Linked DNA regions of Homo sapiens: region 1 is linked to region 2. A link is an interaction called in ENCODE POLR2A ChIA-PET data of the cell type or tissue named here. Cell type or tissue: OCI-LY7. All regions are shown on one strand. Links, peaks and the distances in the headings refer to the core of each region. The heading gives the core; the rest is flanking DNA. Region 1 holds the start of LOC124900167 (a long non-coding RNA gene). Region 2 holds the start of LOC105377313 (a long non-coding RNA gene).

Region 1 (11,769 bases), core at 2,465-10,464, 110 kb before region 2:
CCCTTTCGTTCCACAACTTGGTGTCTGAGGGGTTCTTGTCTGTGGCCGGTTCTGCTACATCACCATCTCCTGGTTACCCCTCTCCTCCAGGGTGGGATAGCTCATCTGTCTCCTTCCCCAGCTGAACACCAGCCCTTTGAAGGAGAGGGATGGGGCTTTGCCATTGTCACAACTTTAGAGTTAATGTGGTAGGAGTTATTAAGAAATTATTTTAGGCAGATAGAGATGAAAAGGGGTCCTTGGGAAGTTTTTGTTTTTAAAGTCAGAAACATTTCTTGTCTAGCTGGAAAGCCAGGCCAGCAACCTTTGATATGCAAATGGAGGCCATTAGAATCTGGGTCCACCCAAACATGGCCATTCCCGCCCTCTTCTCCTTGCTCTTGCCCGAACATGTGCCTGGCAACATGGCGGCCCCCATATATCCCCATGTGTGTAGAACATCAGGGTTCCCTGCATTTGCATGTTAAAAGGCTAGGGTGGAAGGGCCAGTTTCTTCTGGGCTACATGAATGACATGCCTGGTGAAACCAATCCCCTGAGCCCTATGCAAATCAGACACCACCTCCTCCAGCCTCTACATACACCTGGCTGGTTTCCACCCCACTTGGGGTCTCCTCTTTCGGCTTTGGAGCCCCCCCCCCCCTCTGTCTCTGTACGTGGGAGCTTCTTCCTTCCACCTTCTTCCTTTCTTTTCTTCCTTTCTTGCCTGTTAAACTCTCTGCTCCTTAAAACCACTCCACGGGTGTCTGGTTGTTTTATCTAATTCAACGTGAGACAAGAGCTCTGGTGTTCCCCCACTCATCGGAGTCATATCATTTAGGCCAAACCAAAGGCATAAGAGAAACTTAGGATTCCATGGGATGACATTTAAAATGCCTTCAGAGGCTGGATGCGGTGGCTCACGCCTGTAATCCCAGCACTTCGGGAGGCTGAGGCAAGCAGATCACGAGGTCAGGAGATTGAGACCATCCTGGCTAACACAATGAAACGCTGCCTCTACTAAAAATACAAAAAATTAGCCCTGCGCGGTGGCCAGCGCCTGTAGTCTCAGTTATTCCGGAGGCTGAGGCAGGAGAATGGCGTGAACCCGGTAGGCGGAGCTTGCAGTAAGCCAAGATCGTGCCACTGCACTCCAGCCTGGCCGACTGAGCGAGACTCCGTCTCAAAAAAAAAAAAAAAAAAAAAAAAAAAAAGCCTTCAAAGGCTGAGCTTGGTAGCTCAAGCCTGTAATCCTAGCACTTTGGAAAGCTAAGGCGAGAGCATTGCTTGAGGCCAACAGTTCAAGACCAACGTGGTGAGACCCTGTATCTACAAAAAAAATTGTTTAAATTAGCCAGGTGTAGTGGTGCGTGCCTGTGGTCCCAGCTACTCAGGAGGCTGAGGCAGGAGGATTACTTGAGCTTAGGAGGTCAATGCTGCAGTGAGGTGAGATTGTGCTATCGCACTCCAGTGTGGGCAACAGAGTGACTCTGTCTCAAAAATAAATAAATAAATAAACAAATAAAATAAAATAAAATAAAATAAAATGCCTTTAGAACTGTGGTCTAAGCCAGCCACACAAAATAGGAAAAGAATATAAAAATCATTCAGAGACAAACCAAAGTCTATTAAATGGAGACGGATCCAGAGTTTGGGGATTTCACCCATTTGTTCCAATCACGCAGCTTAAAAGGGACCCACCAGATCATCAGTGACAGGGATAAAATCAGCTCTTCAGGTTCAAAGTCTCAGATTCTTTTTTTCATTAATTCAACAAATATATATTGAACACCTACTATATACACACCTGAAGCCTATGTGAGGCTCTAGGGATACAATGGCAACAAGGAGGTTTCCTGCTCTCAAGATGCCCATTTGATTCCATTCCACTAAAGGAGAAAGACACAAGACAGATATATTTGAATACAAACAAACCTGCAGTAAGCACACAAGTGAAACAAATAGTTGCATGTTGTTCTAAAGGCTTCAAAGGAAGCCATCAACAGGCTGAGATTCTGAATAAGTTGGTGGAAGGAAGTGGGGCCTATGTCAGGTGGGATGGGCAGAAAAGGCCCCTGAAGCTGAGCGAGACCCAAAGGAAGAACAGGTGCTGGCTGTGTGGGGAGAAGCCTCTGGGTCTAGGGCCACCATCCCAGCGTGAGCTCAGCAGATTTGAGGAACAAACAATAAACATTCTAGTGGACATTGTAAGGAGCCCAGGAATGGGGGTAGAAATATTTTTACAGGGCCATTCAGGAAAGACTCAGTAGACAGCTAGATTTTTAAGGAGTCAGATTGGTAGACTAGATTGTGTGTGTGTGTGTGTGTGTGTGTGTGTGTGTGTGTGTGTGTGTGTGTGTGTCTGTGAATTAATGCTGGGAAAATCTCCAGGCCATTGGCATGGCCCTAACCTGGCTAGTGTGACTCCTTTCTCTGCAAACAGGCTCAGCAAGCTTTGGGCAGAGAATAGGTAGATTTAGTGGTTGACGACAGACTCCCTGAGAAAAACGGGAGAGGACAGATGTGTGTGTGTGACTCCTGACAATGATTAGACTGCTTTAGGGTCATTGCTGTCTTCGGAAAAGACTGAGTAGGCCAATGCCATGTAGGGCGTTGACTGGAGCAAGTTCAGTAGGCATTGCCTTTATAGGTATCAGCCATTCAGCAAACATTTGTCTAGACAGTATGGCACTGTGGCGTTAAATGCGGCCTCTGGAGTTGGTATCACCACTCACTGTGTGACCTTGAACTAGCTATTCACTGTTTCTGGGCTTTAGATTTCTCATGGGGTTGTTGTCAGGGTTAAAAAGTTCACAAGTCATAGCACAGTCTATAAGAATTTAACAGGTACTCAACAAATATTCATTCTCCTACCCTCTCTCCTGCCCCTCCCTTCGAATTAGAGGAGTGAAAAAAGGAACCAGGGTGAAAAGAAATTGAGGAAGTAGAATGTGCCGACTTGCCACACCTGCTGTGCACAGTAAGGAAGAGGGAAGAAGACGGTTCCCGCACTTCTGGCCTGACACACCAGCCAACAGTTGTATCAATCAGGACTCTTTCTAATGCAAGTCACAGAGTATTAAGCAATAAGGAAGTTTCTTGGCTTATGTAGCTGAAAAATCCTAAGTGCAGCCAATTTTGATATGCTTGGTCACAACGAAAGCTTTAACAACAACAACAACATAATTTATAGGTCATATTCTCAAATCAAAAACTGAAAAATTTCACATACATGATAAAAATGACCTAAAAAACTTTATGTATTTAGAAATTAAAGAGCAAACTCTTAGATAAGTCTTGGATCAAAAAGGAAGTAAAAGAGGACTCGCAAAGTATCTAGAAACCAATGAAAAGGAAATTACTTTCTATTGCACCAGACAGGACCCTGAGAATGGTACTCAGAGAATATTTGGAGTTCTCAAATGCCTTGCAACTGAAAAATAAAGCCAAAAAATAAAGGAACTAACTATTCCTCTCAAAAATTTAGAAAGAGGCTGGGCGCAGTGGCTCATGCCTGTAATCCCAGCACTTTGGGAGTCCGAGTCGGACAGATCATAAGGTCAGGAGATCGAGACCATCCTGGCTAACACGGTGAAACCCCGTATCTACTAAAAAAAATACAAAAAAAAAAAAAATTAGCTGGGCATGGTGGCGGGTGCCTGTAGTCCCAGCTACTCAGGAGGCTAAGGCAGGAGAATGGCGTGAACCCAGTAGGTGGAGCTTGTAGTGAGCCAAGATCGTGCCACTGCACTCCAACCTGGGTGACAGAGTGAGACTCTGTCTCAAAAAAAAAAAAAAAAAAAATTTAGAAACAGAAATCAGGAAATTGACATTGACAAAAGTCAAATTTAGAATTAATGATTTAGAAAAAAGAAAGAATAAAGAACAGTAGGAGGGAAAATATGTGAAATCTACTGAAAATAACTCCAAATGTTTATTGGATAGACTAATAAAATAAACAGCTTACAAGTTTGAAGAGGGAAAAAAGAAAAAAAGAGATTAGGAAGCTGAAGTCGATTAAAAGATTCAAGAGAGTCACCACAGCCAATGCTATGACAGTGAATATGAAAAGCTATAGGAAACGTATGATTTTTTTTTGCAAAATACAGACTATTTAAATTCATCCAAGAAGAGAGGAAAAATGTGAATGGACAAATTATTACATGAATGGACCAATTATTACAGAAGTAATGGTAAAGTGCTTGGACGTTTACTATTGAAAAGACCTTAGGGCCAGATGGCCTTAGAGTTGAGTTTGTTTTTCCTTTTTTAACTGATATATAATAGTTGTACATTTTTTGGTTTTAAAATTGATATATAATAGTTGTACATATGTAGCTGAGTTTCAGCTAAGCTCTAAAGTTCTGATAATTTACCTCTAAAGGTCTGATAATTCCAATGTTAAGTGATTTTTTTTTAAGAGACAGGGTCTGGCTATGTTGCCTAGGCTGGAGTGCGGTGGCTATTCACAGGCATGATCACTGCACGCTACAGTCTCAAACTCTGACCTCAACTGTTCTTCCTGTCTCAGCCTTCCAAGTAGCTGGGACTAAAGGCATGAGCCACTGCACCCGGCCCAATGTTAAATTATTTAAACCCTTGCTACTCAAAGTGTGTCCGAGGACTGTAGTATTAATACCACCTAGATGCTGATTAGGAATGCAGGTTTAGCTACTCCAAGCCATATAAAAATCTTTTAAATTCACATTTTGAAGCCAATACAATTTTAATATCAAAACATAAGAAAGAAAAAAGGATAGAGTAATATTTGTTAATTACAATTATAATTATAGACTAATTTCACTTATGATTTAGAAATACAAATTATAAATAAAATATTAGCTTATATAGGTCTTCATTATATCAAGAGTAAAATACAATGAACAGCAAGGTTTATTCCACAACTGCAAGAGTGGTTCAATATCCAAATCCCAGTAACCTAATCCATTACACTGATAAACTACAGAAGAAAAACATCAGCAGCTGTTCAAATGATAATTGATAAAATTCAGCAGCCATTCCTAATAAAAATTCTAAGTAGGCATGAAAAAATTTAAACTGACAAAAACTACCAGAAACCAATAGCAAATATTATCTTATATAGAGACACTACTGAAAGCATTTTAGTCAAGAAACAGATAGATACCTGCACCATCATTATTATTTAATATTATTTTAGATATTTTAGCAAATGCAAGAAGAAAAAAAGTTAACTAGTAAGTATAAATATCAGAAAAGAAAAAATAAAAACATGTCTTTTGATATGGTTGCATATTTAGAAAACTCAAGATAATTAAGAAGGCAAAACAGGCTGGGCGTGATGGCTCATGCCTGTAATCCCAGAACTTTGGGAGGCCAAGGCAGGAGGATCTCTTGAGGCCAGAAGTTTGAGACAAACCTGGTCAATATAGTGAAACTCGTCTCTACCAAAAATATAAAAAATTAGCTGAGCGTGATGGCACACACCTGTAGTCCCAGCTACTCAGGAGGCTGAAGCATGAGAATCACTTGAACCCGGGAGGCAGAGGTTGCAGTGAGCCGAGATTGCGCCACTGTACTCCAGCCTAGGTGACAAAAAAAAAAAAAAGAAAAAGAAAAAAGCTATTGTTTTTTGTGTATCTATGTAGCATCCTATATCTTATCACACTCTCTTAATATGTCTTGTAATTGTTTTGCCTTCTTTTTTATTTTTTTGAGACAGAGTCTCGCTCTGTCCCCAGGCTGGAGTACAGTGGCATGGGTACCAGTGGCTACTCGAGTAGCTGGGATTACACGTGCGTGCCACCATGCCCAGCTAATTTTTGTATTTTTAGTAGAGACAGGGTTTCACCATGTTGGCCAGGCTGGTCTCTAACTCCTGATTGCAAGTGACCCTCCCGCCTTGGCCCCCCAAAGTGCTAGGATTATAGGTGTGAGCCACTGCTCCCAGCCCACAATAGCTTTTTTTCTACCTTAATAGGAACCAACTAAAAATAAGAATGGGAACATATTTATGCATATATAATGTTGACATAAACTATACATTCTTTAGGAATAGTTCTAACAAGTAAGTAACAGAAAATATAGGGGAAAAACTCTTAGTTAAGAAAACTATGAGAAAGAAAAACAATAAGGGAGATTTGCCCTACCAGATAATCGGAAACTAAAGCCACAATAATCAAACCTCTACAAGTATGGATATAGAGTTAGATTCTGAGGAGATGTTCACGTAGACAAATGTGGTAATTTAATTCAGGAGGAAAGAAATGGGCCATTTAATTAACAACTGACTACTTTCTGGAAGAAAATTTAAAAAGACTCTGTCTTATACTACATATGAAAATACACTGCAGATGAATAAAAGGCTTAGATATAAATTTTAAAACTCTAGGCAAGAAATCTAGGTAACTACATGATCAATAGAAACCTACAAGCGATAAAGTAAAGGTAGCCATGTTTGATTATATAAAAAATTTTTTAAATTTAAGACAAAACCAATCATAAACAAAGTCAATAACAGTAGATTTGAAAATAATAATAAAGCATATGATAGAAAAGGGGTTGATTTTTAAAAAACAGATGAAGAGCTCTTACAAATTGACAAGAAAAATGACCAAAAACCCAACAGAAAATGTGCAACCAATATGAATTGCAAGGGGATAGAGAAAAATAAATCCAAAGACCCACAAACATATGAAAAGACACTTAAATTCACTAGAGTTAGGGAAATACAGGCTACAGTAACAGTAAGATATTACAGGTTAAGCATTTCTAATCTGAAAATCTGAAATGCTCCAAAATCAGAAACTTTGAGTGTGGACATGACACTCTAAATGGGAAATTCCACACTGACCTCATGTGACAGATCTCAGTCAAAACGCAGATGTCAACTGCACGGTTTATTTAGCATCTGCAAGGTAATCAAGACCCTCCCGGCCCCCATCAGCTATGATGTATCTTTTCTGTGCATGGCCAGATTCCCTCACGCAAGCAAACCCACAAAAGGTCTTAGAATGGTAGGTATGAAGACCAGATATGCCAATGGCAGGTTTGTCATGATACCCCACATGGGGCCAATACCTATATGCATTACTCACTGTAGTTTTTTCTGCTTATTCTCTCTCTTGTGGCATAAAGATATTGTTGAAAATGTCTAGAAGGCCCACATGATGCCCAGAGGGTAATGCAAATATTCCAAAACAAAATCTGAAACACTTTTGGCTCCAAGCATTTTGGGTAAGGGACCTCAACCTGTACTTGGTATCCATCTGATTGGCAAAAGTTAAAAGGAATCATACTGTTACCTGCTAGTGGGATATGAGAAAAATGTCATCATACCTATTGGTGGAAACATAAAGTGTTATGGCTTGTTTTGGAAGGCAATGTGGATTAATAAATGAGTTAATATTTGAGAAATGCTGAAAACACTGTCTGTCATATAATAAATGCTATGTACATTCTTGTTAAGTAAACAAAAGTTCTCTGAAAAATAAAATGCATACACCTGTCGACTCAACAACTCCACTCTCAGAAATCTATCTCACTGGCACAAACATACATGCAAACATATTTGTTATAGCATTGTCCATAGCGGCAAAGAGCTAGAAACAGTGAATGTCCATCAAAGGAAATGAATGAACAAACTGTGATACATCCACATTGTATGGAATATAATGTGACCTTTAGGAAGAATGATTTAGGTTTTTTGTTTTGTTTTGTTTTTGAGACAAGGTCTGTCTCTTGCAGCCCCTCTCTAGTTGTATTCAACATATCATCAAGCTTTTAAATTTTTTGGCTGAATGCAGGTACTGGGTATACAAAAGGAAGGCCCAATTAACATCTCCAAAAGTTTCATACTTAGGACTGATCATAACTCCAAATACCCAAGAAATGCTGCCGGCATGAAAGCAAGGTGTTCAACAAATCCCATTTCCTAAAACAAAAAGGGACTTACTTTCCTTCCTTGGATTAGTGGGTTTATTTAGCATCTGCAAGGTAATCAAGACCCTTCCGGCCCCCATCAGCTATGGTGTGTCTTTTCTGGGCATGGCCAGATTCCCTCACGCAAGCAAACCCACAAAACATCTTAGAATGGTAGGTATGAAGACCAGATATGCCAATGGCAGGTTTGTCATGATACCCCACATGGGGCCAATACCTATATGCATTACTCACTGTGGTTTTTTCCACAGTGTCTGTCATATAATAAATGCTATGTACATTTATTATATGTAAAAAGGAAATCTTGACCAACCACTCACTCCCACCCCAGACCTTTATCATGCTTTCTCTTGCCTAAAACATGCCTTATTACAGGCCCCTGCTGTAGGCCTTCCAAATCCCCTAAGACCTTTTCATCTATATTTACACAGTTCACATTATCAGGCCCTTGGACTATCAGCCCAATCCATGGGAGACTCCCAAGCCAAGTGGCATATTTTTCAAAACAACTAGACCCCATTTATAAAAACTGGCCCCTTTGCTTGAAAATTTTGTCCACAGCCTCTTTAATTATCTCTGAGGCACAAAAACTCACATTCTACGAACCCTTTCAGATATTTTCTTCTCACAATCTACAAGATACACTCAGCCATAAGGCACTCACCTCCATCTCATCCTCTCACACGCAAGTCCTACATTCAACCCTCCTTCAACCCTCTATCTCTCTTCATAGATGCTCTCCTCATAATCCCGCCCCTCTTTTACCTTCAACACCAATTTTGGACCCTGAGTAACACTCATGCTCTGATTTAATTGAAAGTTCCCTCACCATGTTTCACCACCTTACTTCCACTCACAAGAAAGGAGCCCCAGAGTGGTTTTTGAATGGCAGTGCATCAAAAATCTATCCCCTCCAACAGGGATACGCCATCATTGAAGGATATCATGATGGTACCCACTTTCTCCCACCTAGAAGAGTCACAGAGGCTGCCCCCTTGCCTTTGGACACATCCCCCAACAAGCAGAATTAGTGCTAATAAGAGCACTAACCCTAGCAAAAAACACACAAGTTAAAATATACACTGATTCTAAATATGCCTACAATATCATCCACTCCAATGTCCAAATTTGGAGTGAGCAGGGCTATCTCACAGGTAAGGGAACCCCTATCATTAATGGAAAACTCATTCATCATCTATTAAAGGCAACTCTACTTCTAGAAAACGTTGCGGTTATCCTTTGCAAAGGACATGAATCAGACAAAAGCCACATTTCTTTAGGGAACCATGAGGCTGACTACTGGGCAAAACACACCTCAACCAATGACCCAATTCCCCAGTACCTATTTCCCCTCATACAACATATCCCCTCCTTTTGTCCAGAACACCAAACACAACAACTAATCATGGCGGGGGCACAATTCAAACCCCATATTGGTTCATACAAAACAAATTAGTCCTACCTGACCCTGAAAAAACAACTCTTCTATGGAACATTCACAACCTCTTCCACACTAGCCATTCCCTCTCTACAACATTTCTTAAGTTCCCATATACACATAACCCCAGATATAAAGGAACAGTTAAAAGCCATTTCCCATCAATGCTCTATTTGCCAAAAAGATTCACCTCACTCCAACACTAGATCACCTTCTTTCCCAACACATCAAACCAGGGGAAATCTTCCAGGACAGGATTGGCAAATTGATTTTACCCATATGCCCCCAGTAAAAAGGGTTCAATTTCTTTTAGTTCTGGTTGATACCTTTTCAGGATGGGTTGAGGCTTTTCCCCCAACCCACAAATGAGCTTCTACTGTCACCTCCAAATTAATAACAGGAATCATCCCCAGGCTCAGGGTGCCTCTTTCTTTTCAATCTGATAATGGTCCTGAATTCATTTCTCAGATTACTCAAACACTTGCACAAGCCCTAAAAATCACCCGGAAGCTACACATCCCCTATCGACCTCAATCTTCAGGAAAGGTTGAAAAAATGGATGGCATTCTAAAAAGCACCCTCACCAGGTACTCACTCCAAACACATAAAGACTGGGTTACACTTTTGCCTTTAGCCCTTCTAAAAATTTGGGCACTACCACATAAACCTTTAATGCTCAGCCCTTTTAAACTCGTATATGGGAGACAACTAACCCCTTTTGCTCCACCTCAGGGTCAAGCCCCACCTCTACCAATCCCTCTCGTTTCCCCTCTTCTACATACTATCGCCATTTCATTTTGGAATATGCTGACAAATACCTGCCACAACCTGTCGCTGACTCCTCTAATCCCTTCCTACAGCCAGGAGACTGGGTTCTGGTAAAAGATCCCAGTCCTACCCCCAACTGCCCCCTCACACCTAAATGGAAGGGACCTTACCAGATCATCCTTACTACACCCATGGCAGCAAAACTCCAGAGACTCCCCAGTGGTTTCATTATACTTCTCTCAAGAAAACAGACTTGCCTTCATCCACATACCCAAACAACCAAATCTAAAACCCCTTCAGCCTTCTCTTGTGTCTCCACAGGACCCACTTCTCTTTGCCTCACCCAAATCCCAGAGGAAAAGGAGGAGAAATCCACATAAGCCGCTTATGTCTCTTTCCCAAACTTTCATCTCTTCCTAATCAACCTTGTTACAGACCTTCATTGGTACCCTTACAAAGCTCCCATTATACATCCTGATCAGCTCCTTACTGTTCTATGGGACCTATGGCTTCAAAGAACTTTCCAGGACTTTACTCCTACCCAAATAACTTTTCTCTCTTTTTGCTTCTTTCTTTCAATATAAATTCCCTAATCACATCAACCTCACCAATACAACCACTCCTCACTGCTCTCAAACTAGAATGCTCTATAAACCTTACACAATTCCTCCTGCAGCAACCTAACTCTTCCTTTGCTCCAGAGTGCTGGATGTGCTTATCGCTGTCTTCCTCAGCTTACACAGCCCTTCCTACACCCCTTCATGACCTTTTAACAGGAAACATAACTCTAATTTATAAACTCCAAAAAGGAGCTTCCTTTTTCGATAGAGCTGTCTCCCTGGTCAGTGATTATCTCACTTCCAAGGCCAATCAGGCCAACAAATTATTTCAAACCTATTATAACTCCCTACAATGCCTTAAGCCCAAGGCCCCCATTGAAGGGCCCAAAACTAAACATACCCTCTTTTTTTTTTTTTTTTTGAGACGGAGTCTCACTCTGTCACTCAGGCTGGAGTGTAGTGGCACGATCTTGGCTCACTGCAACCTCCACCTGCTGGGTTCAAGCAATTCTCCTGCCTCAGCCTCTCAAGTAGCTGGGACTACAGGTGCGTGCCACCATGCCCGGCTAATTTTTTGTATTTTTAGTAGAGAGAGATGAGGTTTCACCATGCTGGCCAGGCTGGTCTTGAACTACTGACCTCGTGATCCACTTGCCTCGTCCTCCCAAAGTGCTGGGATTACAGGCATGAGCCACCACCCCTGGCCCCACCGCTCTTTTACAAGAAGGCTCACTTTGTTTTTCAGCCTCTGAGTGAAATTTCCCTGTAGGTTCCTTAACTTCTAATCAATGCAACTGCACTTTCCTTGTTAAACACCCCTCTGACCATTCAGACTAACAGGGTTGACTACCAAGTATCATCTGAAGCAAACGGAGCATTTCTGCAACCGGCTCGTTTTACAGCCTCTCCCTCAACCAATGCCTCTGGCCTAACTTGTGCTGTCCCTGATGCTCACCTTTTTCTGTGGCTCAATATCAATGGTGCAACATCCGATCACACTAAATGTGTAAGAAATAACTCTTCCTATATCCCTACTACAGCGGGTGTCTCCCTGACCTCCTCCTTGTCCACCTGGAGTAATGAACCACGGGAAAGAAACACCCTA
Region 2 (11,769 bases), core at 1,451-9,450:
TATTTAGACATACAGATCTTCCACGAGGCTTTTTGGGAAGAAACATTTCCTGATTTAGCACCAGATACAGTTGGAGGAAGGATTAGAAATAAGACTTTATTCATAAATATCTTGAAGATTATTAACAACATAGTAAATTCTTAGCATGAGATTTTTAAGCAAACACATGGTACTGGCTCATTTTAAGGTTAAATAAATTACAATTTCATAACATAAAAAATGTTTTGAAGCTTTGCGTACTGTAGGCAATTATAACTTTGATTTACTTTGTAAAACATTTGAAAATCCAACTTATTTTGTCTTGTATAATGAGTCATAAAATTTCAAATTATCCCCTTTTAAACAAAATCCACACTATACTGCAAATGGCTTACCTTTAAAAAGTTATTCCTAGCTCTTGATTTCTTCTCTTCAAACACACAAAAAAATGTTAGATTGGATGCTATCTAAGGCTCCTTCTAATTCATCATCTCATGATTTGGCTAGTTACTGAGAGGACTGACTGTTCATAGGAGGTTAACACCAGAGGTCCTGAGTTGACTTTAATCTACTCCACTAGAATTAGGAAAATAATGGTCACTTACAGGTAAAGGATCGAAGTTTTCATCCACTAAATGGTAGTTTCCTGCTCCAAAGAATACTTGCCTCATCACCACTTCTATTCCCATTCGGGCTGACAGGCCCAATTTATCCAGCCACCTGGGACAGAGCAAGACCAAGCTTTCTTGAGGTTTGGAAACAAAATCGCTCAATTCTAATTGCACACCATCTTGATTTTATTTATGTATTTATTTATTTACTTATTTATTTATTTAGAGACAGGGTCTCACTCTGTCACCCAGGCTGGAGTGCAGTGGCGTGATCATAGCTCTCTGCAACCTCAAACTCCTGGGCTCCATTAATCCTCCTGTCTCAGCCTCCCAAGTAGCTGGGACTGAAACCGCCTTTGCAAAAATTATAACTGAGGAAATTATGACAGTGAAAGAGATCAGACCTCATTGACTCCATCTTGCTTCTAACCTTTAAGCTGTCCTTCTTCATTCCTGGGTGTAGGCTGAACTAACTTTGGGAAGAAATTCAGTTCATGGTTTGACTCTGAAACAAAAATGATAATAGCCCTTTTCTGAAAAGACCCCCTTCTTGCCTGGGGACAAGTCTACCTTTGCAGGACTAACAAATTAGCTACAACATTAGAGATTACGGTTTAGGGATAATGCAGCCTCTGGCTCCAAGAGTCTGAACCTCCCCAAATTGTTCCTGGGGATAACATCACTGTTGTAAAACCTAAGATCAGTGCTTGAGATATCTTGCAGACCCTGAACTGGGTGGATCATTTGAGACCACCCAGACCGGTAATCTGGCCCAACCAGTTCTGCCATCCCATCCAGGAACAGAAGACAGCAAGAAAACCTCACTTCCACTCCCTGTGATTCCATCTCCAACCTGACCAACCAGCACTCTCCACTTCCTAAGCCCCTACCGGCCAAATTATCCTTAAAAGCTCTGATCCTCGAATGTTCGGGGAGACTGATTTGAGTAATAATAAAACTCTGGTCTCCTGCACAGCTGGCTCTGCATAAATTACTCTTTCTCCTTTGCAATTCCCCTGTCTTGATAATTGGCTCTATCTAGACAGCAGGCAAGGTGAACCTGTTGGGTGGTTACAGGACCACAAGTGCATGCCACCATGCCTGGTTCTGGTTTATTGATCTTTGAGGGAGGAATTAACAGGAAGCCAGAAAAGTGTCATCAATTATAAATAAGTCATTTAAATGAAATGGCAACTGCATGCAGCAGCAGCAGCAGCAGCAGAATCCCTCCCTTTACATCTTTCCATATGATAACAAATCCTAGAAGACTATTACCATGCTAGAGGTATCCCTTTCAGGGTGAGACAAATTCCCACCTCTATAGACAATTCCTGGTCCTATGAGGTCCCTGCACAAACAATGTGTGAGGGCTGAAGAAAAAGTGGCAGTCAGCGGGGGTAAAATGTAAAATAAGCAGAATTGCACCTAAGCTATTATGGACACCTCTTCCCACTTCTCCTTCTCTATCCCCCTTCTCCCCGACACCCCAGATCTTTAGTTAATGGCAAAACAAACATCTCCATTCTTTATTCCTCTTGCTTCCATGGGCATAAAGGATTTGTGATGTATTCTAGGCTTATAAGAATGAGGATGAGAGAAAAAAGAATGAAGATGGAAGAGAAAAGAAAAAAAATCTCAATGTGAGGATATAGCAGTATAGATTAAAAGCACTAATAGAGTTACTAAATGTAACTAAACCAGTATTTTAAAGCAATCAAGTTTGTGGTGTTGGACAATGAGATGATTTAACAAATCTTTAAATTTAATGATAGCCCCTCTGGTGGGACCTCATACTTTAGGCTCTAAACTTCTTGGGAATCTATGAATTATAGCTACATACACTAAGTATCCTCCTGAGAGACAAAGCTGTAATATGCTCTAACTTGCATTTTTTTTTTTTTTTAAGAGACAGGGTGTGGCCGGGCGTGGTGGCTCATGTCCGTAATCCCAGCATTTTGGAAGGCTGAGGTAGGCAGATCACTTGAGCTCACGGGTTTCAGACCAGCCTGGGCAACATGTCAAAACCCCGTCTCTACTAAAAATACAAAAATTAGCCCAGTGCGGTGATACTCCTGTAGTCCCAGCTACTCAGGACGCTGAGGCAGGAGAATCGCTTCAATCCGGGAGGCAGAGGTTGCAGTGAGGTGAGATCGTGCCACTGCCCTCCAGTCTGGGTGACAGAGGGGAAAAAAAAAGACAGTCTCACTCTGTTGCCCAGTCTAGAGTGCAGTGGCACCATCATAACTCACTGCAGCCTCAAACTCCTGGGCTCAAGCAATCCTCCCACCTTGGCCTCCCAAAGTATTGGGATTACAGGGAACTACCATATCCGGCTATATGCATTCTTTTACAGTGTACTTCTTTAGAGTAAGGACTACTTGACATATTTATGGGCCATAATTAAAGGCCAAAATTTCTGAAACAATTCATCCTTATAGTGATTAATTTGGAACACTTGTTAAAGATGTCCCTCAAGCTTTAGTAAATCATTTTCTTGCAAAATCTGGCATGAATTTTGGGGCTCAGCCACTGAAATGGTCTTTGATCTGCTTTTTGGCTGGGGAGCTATTTCAGCAGAATAGAAGGATGGAGAAGAGCTGCACTCTGACCCCTAAGGCCAGCGCTGCTTCACTCACATAAAGCCAGCTGCAAAGGTGTCGGATAGCAAGGGCGCTCCGCCTCCATATGCAGAGCTTGTTTCTCCTAACCAGACCTTCTTGCCAGGCCTGGTGCTCTCAACCACCTATAGAACAGAAAAGTATCCATGGTAATTGCAAAAAAGCTGACCTGTGGTTTCAACTGTGGTGTTGAAGATTAACAGCATTCAAAACTTTGTATTCCTAGACCCACCCCTCCTATATAGTTATAAAATATGTTCATAGTCATTTAGGTCTTGGGAAACTTTCTTTTATTGAAATAGTAGGCTGTGGAAGGAACATGAAGTGAACCAACCCATTCTTATCATCTATGTGAGTTAATTCTACTAAAGGCTATTGGAAATATTTCAAATTTCTAATCACGTACATGGGGTAAGACCCAATGCTAAGGGGAAAACTAACAGTGGATAAGTCATAGTGCTTGTTCTCTAAAATTAGAAAAACATGTAAATATACATACCTATAGAATTTAGAACTAGCTAGACTATAAAATAAGGATTCTGGTTTTACATTAAAAAGTTTAAAAAGACTATTACCTGGAAAACTTTTTGCACAGATGAAATAAAAATGTCCAATACATCAGGGTTTAGAAAATCTTCCTTGGTAGCAGTCCGTCCATTCAAATAGTAGCTAAATTACACAGAAAATATTCAGAAAAAAAATAACAAATTTTACTTTCTGCTTTTAGGTTAATTGCTGACCTTATTCTCCTTCTTACCTCTCCCACTCACCTGTTACTAAAAAAAGGTAGAAGTTCTACTAGGGAAAGACCAAGATGGAAGGGAGTTATGAGGAGGAGTCCATTCTATGCAAGTAACTAGAAATCAGTTACTCTGTCTTGAAAAAACACAGTGGCAAGTACATGTACTCCTGGGTTACTGGTTCTTTGGCAAGCAATTGGTTTTAGCTACTTATATGTTCCATGGGTTAATTGGCACTGTTCTTCTGTATAAAGTGATCTTTATAGAAACCACTACATTATTTAAAATAACTTTAAATTTTTTTTATTAATATTAAAATTGGAGTACAGTGCTACTTGAGACACTATTTGTTTCTTATTTGAACTGCAGTCAATTGGCAGTTAAATGAACTAACTTTTTGAATACTAGGTAATAAATAAAGCTAGCCTTACTTTCCTAGTATTAAGAATAGGAGACATACTTACTGATGCCATGTAACTGAATCAATCACTTCTCCACCAGCCTTCAGGAAGCTAGAAAAAAAATTTTATTATCACTCAGTCATATAATACATATATATGCACAATATACGCATGAGAGTTTTATTCCCTAGAAATGGGCTGGTTACTGCTTTAGGATCAGGTAAACACAAACTTCCTAATTTTGATAGCAAATTTTATCATAGGTGACATTTGCCTCAGATCCCTTGATATTCTGAACCCGTCAAAATTTCCTTTTTTTGGTAAATCATGTATTCAGGCAGCAGATTGTTTAATAACATGTGGACTATTGAGGATTGTCTACCAGAGAGAATCTTTTTTTTTTTTAAGAAAAGTGGTGGCTGGGTGTGGTGGCTCATGCCTGTAATCCTGGCACTCTGGGAGGCTGAGGTGGAAGGATGGCTTGAGCACAGGAATTCAAGAGACCAGCCTGGGCAACACAGGGAGACCCCATCTCTACAAAAAAATTTTTTTAAAGTAGCCAGGTGTGGTGATGTGCACCTGTAGTCCCAGCTATTTGTGGGACTGAGATGGGAGGATTGCTTGAGCCTGGGAGGTCGAAGTTGCAGTGAGCCATGATTGTACCACTGCACTCCAGTCTGGCTGACAGAGTGAGACTCTGTCTCAAAAGGAAAAAGAAGAAAAGTAAAGTGATTCTGCATCCTCTAGTTCCTACCTCTTCAGCATCTTAGCCGTCTTTCTTCGAGGCTGACCAACATCAGGACCATAGAGTTTTGCATTTTTGAAGGTGGACTTTCTTAGAAGTTTATGCAATTGAATAAAATCTTCTCCTAACTGCGACCCATTGATGAAAATATCAGCCTTCTTAAGGAAACTGTTAGGTTCTGAAAGACAGCAATTCTCAAAATATATATCGAGAAATGTTGTATTTAAAAGCAAACATATAGCAGTATTTAAAAGCAACAAAACATTTTCCAAATTACAAAAACTTGTAATTCAAAGTCAAGAAAAGTAAAACCAGGTCTGGCGCTATGGCTCATGCCTGTAATCCCAGCATTTTGGTAGGCTGAGACAGGAGGATCCCCTGAGGCCAGGAGTTTGAGACCACTCTGGGTAACATAGTAAAGCCCTGTTCCATGGGGAAAAAAAAAAATTAGCTAGATGTGGTGGTGCATGCCTGTAGTCTCAGCTTGGGAGGCTGAGGGAGAGGATCACTTGAGCCCAGAAGGTCGAGGCCATAGTGAGCCATGATCACGCAACCGCACTCCAGCCTGAGTGACAGAGCAAGCGTCTGTCTCAAAAAATAAAATAAATAAGTAAAGTAAAACTCAAAGTTATAAATAAGATACTCCAGAAAAACAAAACAAAAATTTTAACTGTATAACTGAGATATGAGGGTCTATTAAACAATTTGAAGTTAATAATGAGGGTAATAAACCAATGGATATGGATATCTGGGAACTAGACTATATTCCATATCTAATAACTTCATTTACTTTGGAAAAAAAGGTTTGAGACCGGGCACAGTGGCTCATGCCTATAATCCCAGCACTTTAGAAGGCCGAGGCAGGAGGATTACTTGAGGCCAGGAGATCGAGACAAGCCTGGGCAACACAACCAGACAAAAGAAAAAAAATTGGCTAGGCATAGTGTAGTCCTAGCTAATCAGGGGGCTGAGGTGTGAGAGATTGCATGAGCCCAGGAGTTGGAGGTTACATTGAGCTATGAACACGCCACTGCACTCCAGCCTGGGTAACAGAGCAAGATCTTGTCTGAAAAAAAAAAAAAAAAAAAAAAGTTTGAGCAGGAAGAAGACTTGTGCTTATCCTATTACTACATTTCATTTCCCATTTAATCCTTATTTCCATTGGCTGATATGTGGAAAAAGCACTCTATGTTTTGAATAAATGTGGCGAATCATGAATACTTATAGTTAAAATTTACAAGTTCTTTGCAAAAAAAGAGTGAAGAAGGAGACAGTCAGGAGCTTGACCCACGTAGGATTCTATACTGGCAAGTTCTAGACCGTTTGGGCAGGTAATGAAGGTTGCAATGGGGTTACTGAGATTAACTGACACATTTGAGAAAATGAGAAAGGAAGGGATGAATAAAACAAACTGCTGACTTCCCAGTTTTGCTGAGTCCAGCTTGCCAAGCATAATAGGGTTAAGTGATTCTGAAAATCTCAAGGGAACTTTGGAGCTGGGAACGTTGCTGGCTCCAACTGGTTCTCACTTCAAATGTAACATAAACTGGGATTAGCAATAATAGGTTCTGGAATAAATACAGTAGGAGTTTCTGCCACATGCACTTCCAAAAGTTGCATTGTTGAGCACTTGCAAGAATGTGCCCAGGCAGAAGTATATTTGCTAATAATAAAAAGAGTGTTGGCCGGGCGCAGTGGCTCACGCCTGTAATCCCACCACTTTGGGACGCCGAGGCGGGCAGATCATGGGGTCAGGAGATAGAGACCATCCTGGCTAACACGGTGAAACCCCGTCTCTACTAAAAATACAAAAAAATTAGCCGGGCGTGGTGGCGGGTGCGTGTAGTCCCAGCTACTCGGGAGGCTGAGGCAGGAGAATGGCGTGAACCTGGGAGGTGGAGCTTGCAGTGAGCCGAGATGGCGCCACTGCACTCCAGCCTGGGCGACAGAGCGAGACTCCGTCTCAAAAAAAAAAAAAAAAAAGTGTCATAAGAAATAATGCTAGCCGGGCCTGGTGGCTCACGCCTGTAATCCCAGCACTTTGGGAGGCCGAGGAGGGCAGATCACGAGGTCAGGAGATCAAGACCATCCTGGCTAACACGGTGAAACCCCGTCTCTACTAAAAATGCAAAAAAAAAAAAAAAAAAAAAAAAAAAAAAATTAGCTGGGCGCGGTGGCGGGTGCCTGTAGTCCCAGCTACTCGGGAGGCTGAGGCAGGAGAATGGCGTGAATTTGGGAGGCAGAGCTTCAAGTGAGCCGAGGTGGCGCCACTGCACTCCAGCCTGGGCAGCAGTGCGAGACTCTGTCTCAAAAAAAAAAAAAAAAAAAAGAAAAAGAAAAGAAAAGAAATAATGCTAGTGGGGGATCTCCTTATTAATGAATTGTTCCCTGGGGTACTCACCATTGCCTAGTTCCCAAGAAATGTTATACCCCTTGGAAGAGCAGTAGTCCAGGAGCAACTGAGCATTAGAACTGTTCCACTGCAAATCTGCTGTTCTTAATAACGCATTTAGGCCAAAGATCAAGTCCAGTCCTGAGCAGTTTGCAAAAGTGTATAGCACATCTACAGAGCTTCCTAAAAGAAAAACGTCACAATTTAATGGTTAGATTGGCACCACAATGAAGGCCTCCAGATTCGCTTTTCATAATGAATAACTATTTCTGTTGTTAAACTGAAGAAATTCTAGTTCTAATAAATGATTATAATTATGTTTTTGAGACAACAAAATTGGACAAATTAAAAAAAATCAATCTGACTTCATTTGCTCCAGCTGTTGAATGAAATCCCATGGAAGATACCAGAAGCTCTGGTCTGACACTTAGGTTTTGTTCAAGTGACATCAGGAGAATTGGGGAAGCCACAATTTATAGCTCAGTGCTCCACATGCATAGCCAGACTGTCATTAGTTAGCATAAACCCCACTCTTCATAATCTAAATATCTCTAGTCACAAGTTCAGTTAAAAAATATTTTGATAATTTTAATTATATTTAAAACAATTTTTAAAAAAATTCCTGTTATGATTTATTAATTTAAAATGAATCAAATTTTACATTAAAAAATTGGCCTAGAGTTATAGGACTATGGTTTCCAAACTCTGTGCAAGGCAAGCTGGGGAGCACCAGTGAATGCATGGGTACAGCTACAGGATTTAGCAACTAAAAGTGCAGGGCACCTAGTTAAACTTGAACTTCATATAGACAATAAATAATGTTTAGTGTATGTCCTATGTAACCATTAAGAAATACTTCGCACAGGGGCCAGGTGCAGTGGCTCATGCCTGTCATCCTAGCACTTTGGGAGGCCGAGGCGGGCGGATCACTTGAGCCCAGGAGTTCAAGACCAGCCTGGGCAACATGGCAAAACCACATCTCTACAAAAAACACAAAAATTAGCCGGGCATGATGGTAAGCACCTGTAGTCCCAGCTAGCTACTTGGGAGGCTGAGGTGGGAGGATCACCTGAGCCCAGGGAGGTCAAGGCTGCAGTGAGCCATGATCATGCCATTGCACAGCAGCCTGGGCAACAGAATGAGATCCTGTCTCAAAAAAAAAAACAAAAAAACAAACAAAAAAAAAAGTAAAGAAAAGAAAAATAATTAACATGAAAAAAATTATTTATCTGAAATTCAACTCTAACCAGGCAGTGCTATTTACAGAGGCACTGTAGGATCTTTTAAGTTTGCAAGGAAAAAAACATCAACATCTATTGGACAGCATTACTATTGGACCTATTACTATTAGGTTGTGTAGACCTTACAATTTAATAATCAAAATACAGGTATTTTTTGTGGCCTAGGCATGCTTTAAAAAGTTTTCTGCGATATTAAGGTGCCATAAGTTTGGGAACTTCTGTACTCTGCTTTTTAAACCATTAGCTGTTCTATTACCACTTTTTGAGAGTGGCAACAATATAATTTTAAGTGTTGTCTTTAAATTGATTATCATATGCATAATAAGTCCTTCCAATTTTCATGTATATCTATAGTCGTTTGTTAAAGAGTAATTCATTCCTGAACTCTTGTAGTTAAAAAAGAAAGATCTCTATCTATCTGGCAAACTTACACCCTTTCTCCTTAAAAGTGGCTTTTTGTTTTGTTTCTAAGTCTTTGGCCTGAATTACTTGAATAACTATAGAATAATATTAAATATTAGCTATTTAAGCTGAGTGCAGTGGCTCATGCCTGTAATCCCAGCACTTTGGGAGGCTGAGGCAGGTGGATCACCTGAGGTCAAGAGTTCGAGACCAGCCTGCCCAATATGGTGAAACCCCGTCTCTACTAAAAATACAAAAATTAGCTGGGTGCAGTGGCATGCACCTGTAGTCCCAGCTACTTGGGAGGCTGAGACAGAATTGCTCAAACCCGGGAGGTGGAGGTTGCAGTGAGCCGAGATTGTGCCACTGCACTGCAGCCTGGGTAACAGAGCAAGACTCTGTCTCAAAAAAAAAAAAAAAAAAAATTAACTATTTAATATTAACTATAAAGACCACTAGGCAGAAACAACTCTTGCAAGCTGCTTTAGGTATTTTGATATTTGCTGTGTCACCCACTTCCATAAACTGCTGCCTACCATCAAGGAATGACAGACATTTGGGTTTGAAAAGCTCTCTAGAGTCCTGTGACCCAGCATTCTACTGGATCTTAGAGCCACAGTTTAAGGCAGTATGGAGGCTTTAGGATCATCAGCCTATGCTTAACCTCCACCCTCATTTTTCTAGGAGGAAACTGAGATTCAAATAAGGTAAGTCTTTGCCCAATATCACGCAGCCGTTTGGTGGCAGTACCATTACTAGAGTCTGTTACAAGGGGTGAGTGACCTGCTTTAGTCACACATTATAGGCTTTTATATTGCAAAATCATGTTGTAGGAAGTGCCCTGGATCAGAAATCATAAGACTTGAGCTCCAGGCACAACTCTCCCACTTATAGACTATAATATGAACAGGGGTAATATCTTTGCCCGACAGGAACCTCAGATATGGATCTAAAGTCCTGGGACAAGCACCATCACATGCCTTCGCCATAAAACCAAGGTTGAAATGACACATGTGAAAACTGTCTGTAAATCACAAAAAACCCTTACAGCTAAATAGCACTTTGTACTAGCCCTGAACAAAGATTATAGCATTTTCAAAAAACCTGGAATGCTTGCACTCATACTTTACCCTTCCTCCATTTCTTCATTCTTCCAAATGCACTTGGAATTTACATAGCTCGAAATTCTATTATACACCCCCTATAACATAATCAACTGTAACATCTCCTGGAATAGAGGCTATTGACGACTGAGTTCAAATCCATTCTTTTTTTCTTTTCTTTTCTCTTTTTTTTTGAGACAGAGTATTGTTCTGTCGCCCAGGCTGGAGTACAATGGCATGATCTTGGCTCACTGCAACCTCCACCTCCCGGGTTCAAGTGATTCTCCTGCCTCCACCTCTGCAGTAGCTGGGACTACAGGTGGACGCCACCAAGCCCGGCTAGTTTTTGTATTTTTAGTAAAGATGGGGTTTCACTGTGTTGGCCAGGCTAGTCTTGAACTCCTGACATCAAGTGATCCACCTGCCTCAGCCTCTCAAAGTGCTGGGATTACAGGCGTGAGCCACCACGTCTGGCCACATCTACTTTAAAAAAAAAAAACAAAAAAAACAGAAGGACCACCTAGCCTACTCCTTACTCAAAATACGAAGAACAATTTAAAACTTACAATTCATTATCTTATTCCCAATCCTTTCCAGACTCTCATCTCTTACTGTATAAAGAGTGGAGAGATCCTTGGAATGAAGATAACCAAGATGACACATTGAAAAAAATGGCAGATCTTTCCCTTGGACTGTACCATGTAAGTCTATGTCAGCATCCAATGTGGGCCTGGGTGTAGGCAACGGAAGAATGGGGTGATGAGGGGAACAGGAGGAGAAGAGGAAGTACAAAGAGTTAGCTCACTCAGGATGACTACTTTAATAAGGGAGTCATCCTTTCTGCAGTCACACCCGGAATTACATCTGTAACACTGCTTCCTTTTCCTGCTCAAACAGGTTTAAAATGTGAGTCTATATTCTCATGACAAATGTTTTTGTCATCTTCTACTTAAGTGGAACGCACCATACAAGAGGACCTGTGTTAGAAAACTTACCTGTATCTTCTGGGACACCCGTTTTTTTGTTGTTGTTGTTTTTTGTTTGTTTGTTTTTTGTTTTTGTTTTTTTGAGACAGAGTCTCACTTTGTCGCCCAGGCTAGCGTGCGGTGGCGCAATCTCGGCTCACCACAACCTCTGCCTCCCAGATTCAAGTAATTCTCCTGCCTGCCTCCTGAGTAGCTGGGACTACAGGCGCCCGCCACCATGCCTGGCTAATTTTTGTATTTTTAGTAGAAATGAGGTTTCACTATGTTGGCCAGGTTGGTCTCGAACTCCTGACCTCAGGTAATCCACCCGCCTCAGCCTCCCAAAGTGCTGGGATTACAGGTGTGAGCCACAGCACCCAGCCTGGGACATGTGTTTTAAGGGTGCAGGCCACTAGCTAAGCAATGAACATGTCCTTATCTCAGCAGCCTTTTGCTACCTCTTCTTTTGTGGTATGTCCCCATGTCACTCAGCCATTACCAGTCTCAGCCACAGGTTCAGAACAATTTGTGGAATCCCCTATTAGCTTCTGAAATATTTGTCACTACAATGA

Evidence for each region. Peaks named below come from ENCODE experiments on the same cell type or tissue, not always from the same donor. Only the 100,000 strongest peaks of a DNase experiment are listed, where the experiment ranks them.
Region 1: POLR2A ChIA-PET joins it to region 2 with 12 read pairs; 2 of 35 experiments call an interaction of 5 or more read pairs at or near these places.

What each region holds. Positions count from the first base shown.
Region 1 is chr4:83,195,087-83,206,855 of GRCh38, forward strand. It overlaps LOC124900167 (a long non-coding RNA gene), which reads right to left and starts at 5,486. Exons shown (of 5, transcript XR_007058167.1): 1 at 5,445-5,486; 2 at 1,786-1,867. RefSeq lists an enhancer at 2,634-2,753. In OCI-LY7, for the core only: no CTCF peak of the experiment used is centred there; a DNase peak (open chromatin) is centred at 2,935.
Region 2 is chr4:83,305,619-83,317,387 of GRCh38, forward strand. It overlaps HPSE (heparanase), which reads right to left. Exons shown (of 12, transcript NM_001098540.3): 4 at 7,496-7,669; 5 at 5,104-5,272; 6 at 4,413-4,460; 7 at 3,784-3,877; 8 at 3,227-3,333; 9 at 585-699. LOC105377313 (a long non-coding RNA gene) reads left to right here and starts at 8,476. Exons shown (of 3, transcript XR_938944.2): 1 at 8,476-8,501; 2 at 10,830-10,933; 3 at 11,130-11,221. RefSeq lists an enhancer at 10,459-11,658. In OCI-LY7, for the core only: no CTCF peak of the experiment used is centred there; no DNase peak of the experiment used is centred there.